Regions from separate parts of the Homo sapiens genome. Here regions 2 and 3 are each linked to region 1. Evidence: chromatin contacts called from ENCODE Hi-C or POLR2A ChIA-PET data. All regions are on one chromosome and are shown on one strand. The core of a region is the stretch at or near the end of the contact, and the rest is flanking DNA. Distances in the headings are between cores, read along the strand shown. Region 1 holds the start of TMEM25 (transmembrane protein 25). Region 2 holds the start of HYOU1 (hypoxia up-regulated 1). Region 3 holds the start of C2CD2L (C2CD2 like).

Region 1 (2,700 bases), core at 18-2,517:
GCACATTAAGGATGACAGAGGCGTTGGCTGATCGGCCACTTCTGGGGTCCTGCAGAGAGCAGTTGAGCTCATGCTGGGCCCGATGGGCAGTGACAGTGAAGGTGCTGGTGCCTCCAGAGAAGGCCTCCCCTCCCACGCTCAGCAGTCTTGAGGTGCTGGCCTCCTGCAGCTGTCCATCCAGATACCAGGCCAATCTGGGGGTGCCAGGCCCCCCTGCCACCCGGCAGGTGAAGGCGTGGCGTTCATTCTCCCGAAGTGCCCGCTCAGCCCAGGTCTGACCATCTATTTGTGGCTCCAACTCCCCCCAACCTGGAACACAGCAGGAGGCCTCTGGGAAGGGCTCAGGCACGGTTGGTACTGTGCTGTGACCAGGAATTGGCCCAGTGAGAAGAGCAGCAGGCCAAAGGAAAGGGCACCTGAGTCCTCTCACCAGGGACTGGCTGGTTGGACCTAGGGTAGGTGGGTGAAGGGGACAGGGACTCCAGGGCTTGGGGCCTGGAGTGGGTACCCAAACAGAAGTGCAGACAGGGGAGAGAGGGGGCTTTGGAACCCAGAAGGACTTGGTCAACGACTGAACAGGGGTGTACCTGAGCTCAGAAGGGCTGGCAGGAGCAGCAGTGTGTGCCGGAGGGCGGCTGGGCCTGGAGGCAGCGCCATGGTGGCCCGGGCCTAGGCCCTAGGCTGCTGAGAGAAGGGGGCGGGCCTGTCAGCCAGGTGACAGCAGGCAGGCCTAGCAATTGCTCCAGGAATTTACTCTCCAGAAACAAAAAGAACCATGTACGGAAACGCAAATGTAGACCAGCCCCCAGTGGCGAAGGCACGGACACGAACGGCAAAGCCCAAAGGCACAGACCCACCCAGCAGACACATGGACATCCTGCAGGCGCAGAAGCGAGCACTGACTCCAGGCTACAATACAAAGAGGCACACACCCGCAGATACGCAGAAGCAACGAGCATCCGTGCAACCACACCTTGCACACACGCACACTCACACACATACTCCACGCGCCCCTCCCCCAAAGGGATCGCCTTTCTCCTAATCCTATTCTCTCTCCTGCCCTGTTCCCATCCTCTCTCCTGCCCTGTTCTCTCTCCCATCCCTCGCCCTACGCCCCCTTTCCTGATGTTGGTGGCTCCGGTGGATGTCGGCGGAAGAGGAGAGGGTCGGAGGGTGGGGTCGCCGAGCATCCCGCCCCCGCCCCCCGCCACCGGGGCGGCTCACCTGGCTCCCTCCCCGAGCGCCGCCGGAGCAACTGCTCAGGTCTGATGAGCACCGCAGTCCGCTGCAGGGGCGGGGGCTGCGCCAGGCGGGGCCAATCGATGCCCGACCACGGGCCCGAGGGGCCCTTACCCGGCAGGTGGGCGGCCGCGGCTCACCACCCCCCGGCTGGTCCCCAGCCCGCGCCGAGTACCCCCGAGTGCCCTTCTCTCCGGGCGCGGGCAGGACGCAGGAGCAGGCGGAGTCGGTGAGGCCCGACGGCTTTATTGGTTCAGGGCCCAGTCCCGTCCCCTCGCCCGCGGACGCCCGGGTCCGCGGCGCTCAGCGGCTGTCACGGGGGCGGCGCAGCTGCCCCATCATGTCGGCCAGCATGCGGTTGCACAGCGCGGCGTAGGGGTTGAGCAGCACCAGCTGGCGCCGCGCGAAGGGGCTGCCCAGCCGTGCCGCCCTCTCGAAGTCCCTGCGGGCGTCGTCGTCTCGGCCCTGCAGCCGCGCCAGGAGTCCGCGCTGCACAAAGCTCTGGCGGGCGGCGCGGCCCCGGCCGCCGCTCAGCTCCACCGCGCGTTCCAGATCCTCCAGGGCGCCTGCGGGACCGACGAGACGGGCGGGGCGGGGGTCAGCGGAGGCCAGGGCGGCCTTGCCCGAGCCCCAGCCCACCTGCGGCCGCGCGGATCACCGTGGTTCTTGCGGCTCCCGGGCGTGGCCATTTACAACCCGCCTCGCACCTGCTAGAGGTACGGATCGTTATTCCCATTACACAGATGAAGACTGTGGAAGAGTTAAGCTCTACAGCCAAGCCACTTAGTGGCAGAGCTGGGACTGAAGTCCAGGTCTCGCCTTGTTCCTATTATTTTCCACCGCTAATACACGAAAACATGAACGTTGCAGGATTCTGAATGGCCACTATGTTTATGAGTCTGGCCCACTGCCCGGGCAAGTAGCAGCCAATTTATTCCACACCTGTTATTAAGCATCCACTATGTGCCAGGTGACTGACTCTGAATGTCAGGGTTCAAAAAATAATATTAACCGCACAATCATTTCTTACAAGTACAATCAAGACAGTTTCTCATTGTTTTCCTTTTGAGGGCCGTTTTCTCTTTTCCATTGCTTTCTTTAGAACACCTTCTCTCTCCCCTGTATCCTGGACTGATTGCCTTTCATCATTCTTTGGTTATCTCCATGTATCTAATTTCCTTGGTCCTGGAGCCAGAGCTGGCCTGCACCATTTTTATTGTTATTATTCTCATAAAATACTTGGGTTGGGCCTCAGAACTCTGAACTCAGAACTTCAGGCAGCCAGCCACCTTCTTAAAGTCCACCAGGCTGGCTTCTTTCGGGCTCTGCTTCAATTCACTCATGTTCTCTAGTCCCCCAAAGAGCCTGAGCCTCCGGAGAAGCGCTCAGAATGCAGTACTCCTTGGTTTCCCTCGGAGGAGCTGGTCTGGAGGAATCTCCAGTTGGAATCACCACTGCATC
Region 2 (2,700 bases), core at 12-2,511, 530 kb before region 1:
TGACAGCCAGGGTCTTCAAGCGGGCCTTTCTGTGAAGGGTGGCCAGGCATCAACTTAGTAGGAGAGAAAACAGATGACTTATTTCCATCCACACTTAAGGAAAATGCAGTCTCCAAGGACTGCGTACATTTCTTTTTCGAGAAGGAGTCTCGCTGTTGTCGCCCAGGCTGGAGTGCAGTGGCGCAGTCTGGGCTCACAGCAACCTCTGCCTCCCGGATTCAAGCAATTCTCCTGCCTCAGCCTCGTGAGTAGCTGGGATTACAGGCACCCGCCACCACGCCTGGCTAATTTTTGTAGTTTTGGTAGAGACGGGGTTTCACCATGTTGGCCAGGCTGGTCTCGAACTCCTGACCTCCAGTGATTCGCCCGCCTTGGCCTCCCAAAATGCTGGGATTACAGGCGTGAGCCACCGCGCCCGGGCGACTGCGCACATTTCTATGGAGCTGTAAGTTAAAAGAGAAGGCAGTGAGGTGCTTCTGTCATTCTATGACAGAAACAGCTAAAGAGTAGAGAAATGTTCACAAGATTTAATAGAACAGAAATAGGAGAAGGTGCACACAAGCTCAACCAACTATAGCCTCACAAATAAAAGTGTCTTTTGTGTGTAGTACTTAAGTTTGGAATATTCTTTCTTATACAAATGAGTGGGGCTTAACCTAAGAAATCCTGGCCAGATTCTGCGACGAATGCATCGGTTATCTCTGACCCATCAGCAAACATCTTTTTCTGTGGCTTCAGTTTCCTCAGTAAAACAGAGGGGGTTGCGACGGACTCAGTCCGAGGGACAGCCATTCTCCAACGTCTATCCAAAGCCTAGGGCACCTCAATACTAACCGGCAGGCCAGCGCCCCCTCCGCGGGGCTGCGGACAGGACGCCTGTTATTCCATTCCTCGGCCGGGCTCTACAGGTGACCGGAAGAAGAGCCCCGAGTGCGGGACTGCAGTGCGCCCGACCTGCTCTAGGCGCAGGTCACTCCCGAACCCCGGCAGCAAAGCATCCAGCGCCGGAAAAGGTCCCGCGGTCGCCCCGGGGCCGGCGCTGGGGAGGAAGGAGTGGAGCGCGCTGGCCCCGTGACGTGGTCCAATCCCAGGCCGACGCCGGCTGCTTCTGCCCAACCGGTGGCTGGTCCCCTCCGCCGCCCCATTACAAGGCTGGCAAAGGGAGGGGGCGGGGCCTGGGACGTGGTCCAATGAGTACGCGCGCCGGGGCGGCGGGGGCGGGGCCGGGCGCGCAGCGCAGGGCCGGGCGGCCGAGGCTCCAATGAGCGCGCGCCGCGTCCGGGGCCGGCTGGTGCGCGAGACGCCGCCGAGAGGTTGGTGGCTAATGTAACAGTTTGCAAACCGAGAGGAGTTGTGAAGGGCGCGGGTGGGGGGCGCTGCCGGCCTCGTGGGTACGTTCGTGCCGCGTCTGTCCCAGAGCTGGGGCCGCAGGAGCGGAGGCAAGAGGTAGCGGGGGTGGATGGAGGTGCGGGCCGGCCACCCCTCCTAGGGGAGACAGCGTGCGAGCTCCGGGGGCGGGTCGGGAGCGCAAGGGAGGGCCGCGCGGACGCCGGGCGCTCGGCCTCGCACCGGGGGGCACGCAGCTCGGCCCCCGGTCTGTCCCCACTTGCTGGGGCGGGCCGGGATCCGTTTCCGGGAGTGGGAGCCGCCGCCTTCGTCAGGTGGGGTTTAGGTGAACACCGGGTAACGGCTACCCGCCGGGCGGGGAACCTTACCGCCCCTGGCACTGCGTCTGTGGGCACAGCGGGGCCGGGGAGTGAGCTGGGAAAGGGGAGGGGGCGGGACAACCCGCAGGGATGCCGAGGAGGAGATAGGCCTTTCCTTCATCCTAGCTACCCCCAACGTCATTACCTTTCTCTTCCCGTCCAGGCCCAGCTGGCTTTCCCCGTCAGCGGGGGAGCTCCAGGTGTGGGGAGGTGGTTGAGCCCTGGGCGGGGATCCCTGGCCGCACCCCAGGTGTCTGACAACAGGCACAGTGCTGCGGTGCGCCACTCACTGCCTGTGTGGTGGACAAAAGGCTCGGGTCTCCTTTCTCTTGTCCTGTTAGCTTCTCTGTTTAGGGATGTGGCAAAGCCGAGGACCCATGCTCTTTCACTTGGGCCTTTGTGTGGGCGCTGCTGGGATGATTAGAGAATGGTTTGTACCCATCAGGAGGGAGAAGGGGAGAAGTAGGCTGATCTGCCCTGGGTAAGAATGAAGTAGATATGAATCTTACAGCCTCTCCGTTCTGGGATGTGATTCTGTCTCCTTCACTCCGGGTATCCAGTTTTAAGTGTTTTCTTTCTTCGCCTCCCCCAGGGGCACTATGGCAGACAAAGTTAGGAGGCAGAGGCCGAGGAGGCGAGTCTGTTGGGCCTTGGTGGCTGTGCTCTTGGCAGACCTGTTGGCACTGAGTGGTATGTACCCCAGTAGAGGGAGCAAATGGATAAATGATGACTGAAGGATGCATGATGGGAATTGAGCTTGGGGCTGTTGGCCAGAAGTCTCTTGAGTTGTTAGGTCCAGGCCTTTTTGTCTTTTGCCATCTTCGTTTACCCATGGAAAGTGGTATGCTTTGATTAGAGGGAGTCCCAGGAAGGTGGGCGAAGGGAGAGCTAACTGACAAACCTCTTTTCCCTTCAGATACACTGGCAGTGATGTCTGTGGACCTGGGCAGTGAGTCCATGAAGGTGGCCATTGTCAAACCTGGAGTGCCCATGG
Region 3 (2,700 bases), core at 53-2,552, 580 kb before region 1:
ACTGTCAATCTGCTCTCCACCTGAACACTCCCCAACCCCCAGTGAACCACAGGCCAGCATGGAGGAGAAGGATGTGTTTGACTGTAGCAGTGAAATTACTGTCGGGTAGGGGGGTGATTCAGGCTCCTTGGGGATCTGCCTGACCACACCAGGGATTTGGGGCATGAAATGTTAAATGGGTGTGGTGGCATGAGAAGCAGGCAAATTCCTTCTGCAGGTGCACCTGTCTCCCATGCCCCAACACAACCAGCACCCAGGCAAGGCGGAAGTGCCCTCAGGCACAGGGATTAGCGTTGCTATGAGAACAGCAACTTGTGCATGGGTTTGGAACCAGAGTACCTTGCCCACAGAAATGGAAGTCTGGGGACCCAGTTGGATTTCTACAACCTCCAGCCTTAGCGGCACCCTTTTCTCTGATCCGGGAGGGGAAGAGAAGCCATAGGGTTCCCCAGTTTATGCCCACCCTCGTCTGGCCTCCTAGCACGAGCAGTCAGTCCCTCCCCTGGAAGGAAAGGCTGAAGGGACCACCCAAGCGCTTGGTCCAACTCACCCCGTTTCTGCAGGCCTGCTCGTTCAGCGCTCGCACCCAAGCCCGCTGCCAGTTCTCCCGGAAAGACTTGAAGGCGAAGAGTGACGCCAGGAGGCCCCGGACTCCTGGCTCCTCGGCGGCGCCAGCCCGAGTCGCCCGCAGCCGCAGCAGCGAGCGCCACACGCCCAGCTCCCGCAGGGAACCCGCGGGTTCCCCGGCTAAGGCGGGTCCCGGGCCCCGGTCCCCGCGGGCCCGCGCCAGCCACAAGCCCCGGGCATATTGCAGCAGCCAGGCGAACACCGTGAGCAGCGAGGCGGCGAAGAGGATCAGCAAGGCCGCCCAGCCCACGTCCCGCTGCCCCCAGCCCGGATCCATGCTCCGCGCGGGCTCCGATCCCGGTCCCGGCTGGGGCTCACCCGCTGCCCCGGGGGAGCATGGCCCGGGCGGGCCGCGGGGAGGAGGTGGGCTCCCCCGGGGCTGGGCGCGCGGGGTCGGGGGCTCTCCGCGGCTGAGTGCCCAGGACTAGTGGGTGCCACAGGGCGAGGAGAGGAGGTCCTCGGGGGTCGCGATGCCGGGGTCTCTGTCTCCGTGGTCCGGGTCTCTCCTAGCTTGGTCAGCAGTCGGACCCGTTAGTCGCCGGCCAGTGCCCGACTCCTCCCACCGCGCGGGCCCCGCCGGACCCTGGAGGGGACTGGTCTGCAGAGACGCTGGGGCTCGCGGGCCGGCACCGGCTCCGGGAGGGCTGCGTGCGCAGAGCTGACACTGACAACACCGCCGGCGCCCCGCCCCCACCCGCCCTTAAAGGAGCCGCACCCGCGCCGGGCGGGGCCAGGACAGCCTGGCGCTCCCTCGCTGGAGGAGGGCGGGAGGGCTAGCAGCGAGCGGAGGAGGTTCCGGGGTTGAAAATAGGCGGGATCTTTGATCACCTCGCCCCATCTTGCAATCGCGGTGCTCCCACACTCAGCTCAAGGCAAGAGTAACTTCACTTACCTAAGATGCTGCCTTTGCTTTCCCCTATGCTTGTTAGATTTCCACAGGTCGGACGCCTGTGAGGTTAAGAAGGAGGTGACCCCTGTGGAAATCACCGCCCCCTTCTCCCAACACCCCCAGACTCAGCGACTTCTAGCTTCCCATTTCCTGGGGGAAGCTAGGCCCAGGGTAAGGAGACGCAGAGCGTCCCTCCCAGATAGAAGTGTCTGGCAGAGGTCCAGCTGATGTCAACAGAGAGAAAGCAGAACCTGAAGCTGGGAGAGGTTGAGAGTAGAACACCGAATTTGAATTCCCCCCACCATCATCACCCTCCTTCCTCTTGGAGCTTGGACCCAGAAACAGCCCCATTAACCTCCTTGCTCGTGTAGGTTTGTTCTGGAGATTCCCAAGCCCAGGCTGTGTGTCTGTTTTTAAAAATAATGTATTTCCATAGTAACAGCTCCTGCCTATGGAGCACGTGTAGAGGGGGTGGTAATGACAAGGGAGCTGGCAATGTAGCACTGGACTATCAATAGATTCAGCCACAAGACCTTGCCACTCTAAGTATGTGATATCCCAACAAGCTCCCAAGAAATGGTGCTGTAGGTACACTGCCCAACCTCTGGCCTCAGAAGCCATCTTTTCCTAGACTCAAGGAGTTGATTCAACCTCTACAGGACTGGGGCTCATCAATGCTTGCTGAGGACAGGGGAAGGAAATACCTGCAAAAGGATTCAAAGGAATCCTGGGGGAATTCACATTCTCCCAAGAGCCCCTTCTTCATACATGTGGGAAGGTCTTTGGCACACAGTCCCTTTCTTAAAGAGGTAGGATGGAAAGGTGTTAAGTATCTTTCTCCCAAACCCAAGTAGTTGTCTGAGGAATGAGCACATGAGAATAAGAGAATAAACAATGCCTTCTGAAGTGTGGGATGGCAGGGCTAGACAGAAACTGACAGGTCAGCAACAGGTTTGTCTGAGCCAGAGGAGGTGGTGGGGTAGCCTGGGCCTCCCTAGATTTCCCTGTAAGGAATGATGGGGAGAGGTGGGGGTGAATGAGGTAACCTCCTGTGGCCCTGCCCATGCATTGTCACTGGACTGCCAAATCAGTGGAGATTCCTAGAGTCTGGGTTTCTAATCTCAAAGGGAGGAGAAGACATGAAATCAAGGGAGGAGAGAACTCAGGGCCAGAACCAGGGATGC

Evidence for each region. Hi-C counts contacts between places; a loop is a spot of excess contacts on that map. ChIA-PET counts read pairs that join two places held with the same protein, here RNA polymerase II (POLR2A). Pooled maps may share reads with other maps.
Region 2: a loop to region 1 is called in a pooled map, with 5 times the contacts of the local background. The contact joins the promoter of HYOU1 here to the promoter of TMEM25 in region 1. A Hi-C loop is called at or near these places in 5 of 50 pooled maps.
Region 3: a loop to region 1 is called in a pooled map, with 7 times the contacts of the local background. The contact joins the promoter of C2CD2L here to the promoter of TMEM25 in region 1. A Hi-C loop is called at or near these places in 5 of 50 pooled maps. POLR2A ChIA-PET finds 5 or more read pairs at or near these places in 3 of 52 experiments (H1, HepG2 and naive thymus-derived CD4-positive, alpha-beta T cell).

What each region holds. Positions count from the first base shown.
Region 1 is chr11:118,529,759-118,532,458 of GRCh38, reverse strand. It overlaps TMEM25 (transmembrane protein 25), which reads right to left and starts at 1,267. Exons shown (of 9, transcript NM_032780.4): 1 at 1,225-1,267; 2 at 588-684; 3 at 1-309. The coding sequence starts at 657. It overlaps TTC36 (tetratricopeptide repeat domain 36), which reads right to left. Exons shown (of 3, transcript NM_001080441.4): 3 at 1,466-1,805. The coding sequence ends at 1,543. It overlaps TTC36-AS1 (TTC36 and KMT2A antisense RNA 1), which reads left to right and starts at 1,684. Exons shown (of 3, transcript NR_120574.1): 1 at 1,684-1,955. RefSeq lists silencers at 1,020-1,119, 1,150-1,589, 1,710-1,989, 2,511-2,700.
Region 2 is chr11:119,055,766-119,058,465 of GRCh38, reverse strand. HYOU1 (hypoxia up-regulated 1) reads left to right here and starts at 1,261. Exons shown (of 26, transcript NM_006389.5): 1 at 1,261-1,446; 2 at 2,299-2,396; 3 at 2,623-2,700. The coding sequence starts at 2,306. RefSeq lists enhancers at 754-803, 1,163-1,662, 1,663-2,163 and silencers at 1,034-1,313, 1,404-1,683.
Region 3 is chr11:119,105,946-119,108,645 of GRCh38, reverse strand. C2CD2L (C2CD2 like) reads right to left here and starts at 1,302. Exons shown (of 14, transcript NM_001290474.2): 1 at 551-1,302. The coding sequence starts at 904. RefSeq lists silencers at 668-947, 1,018-1,467.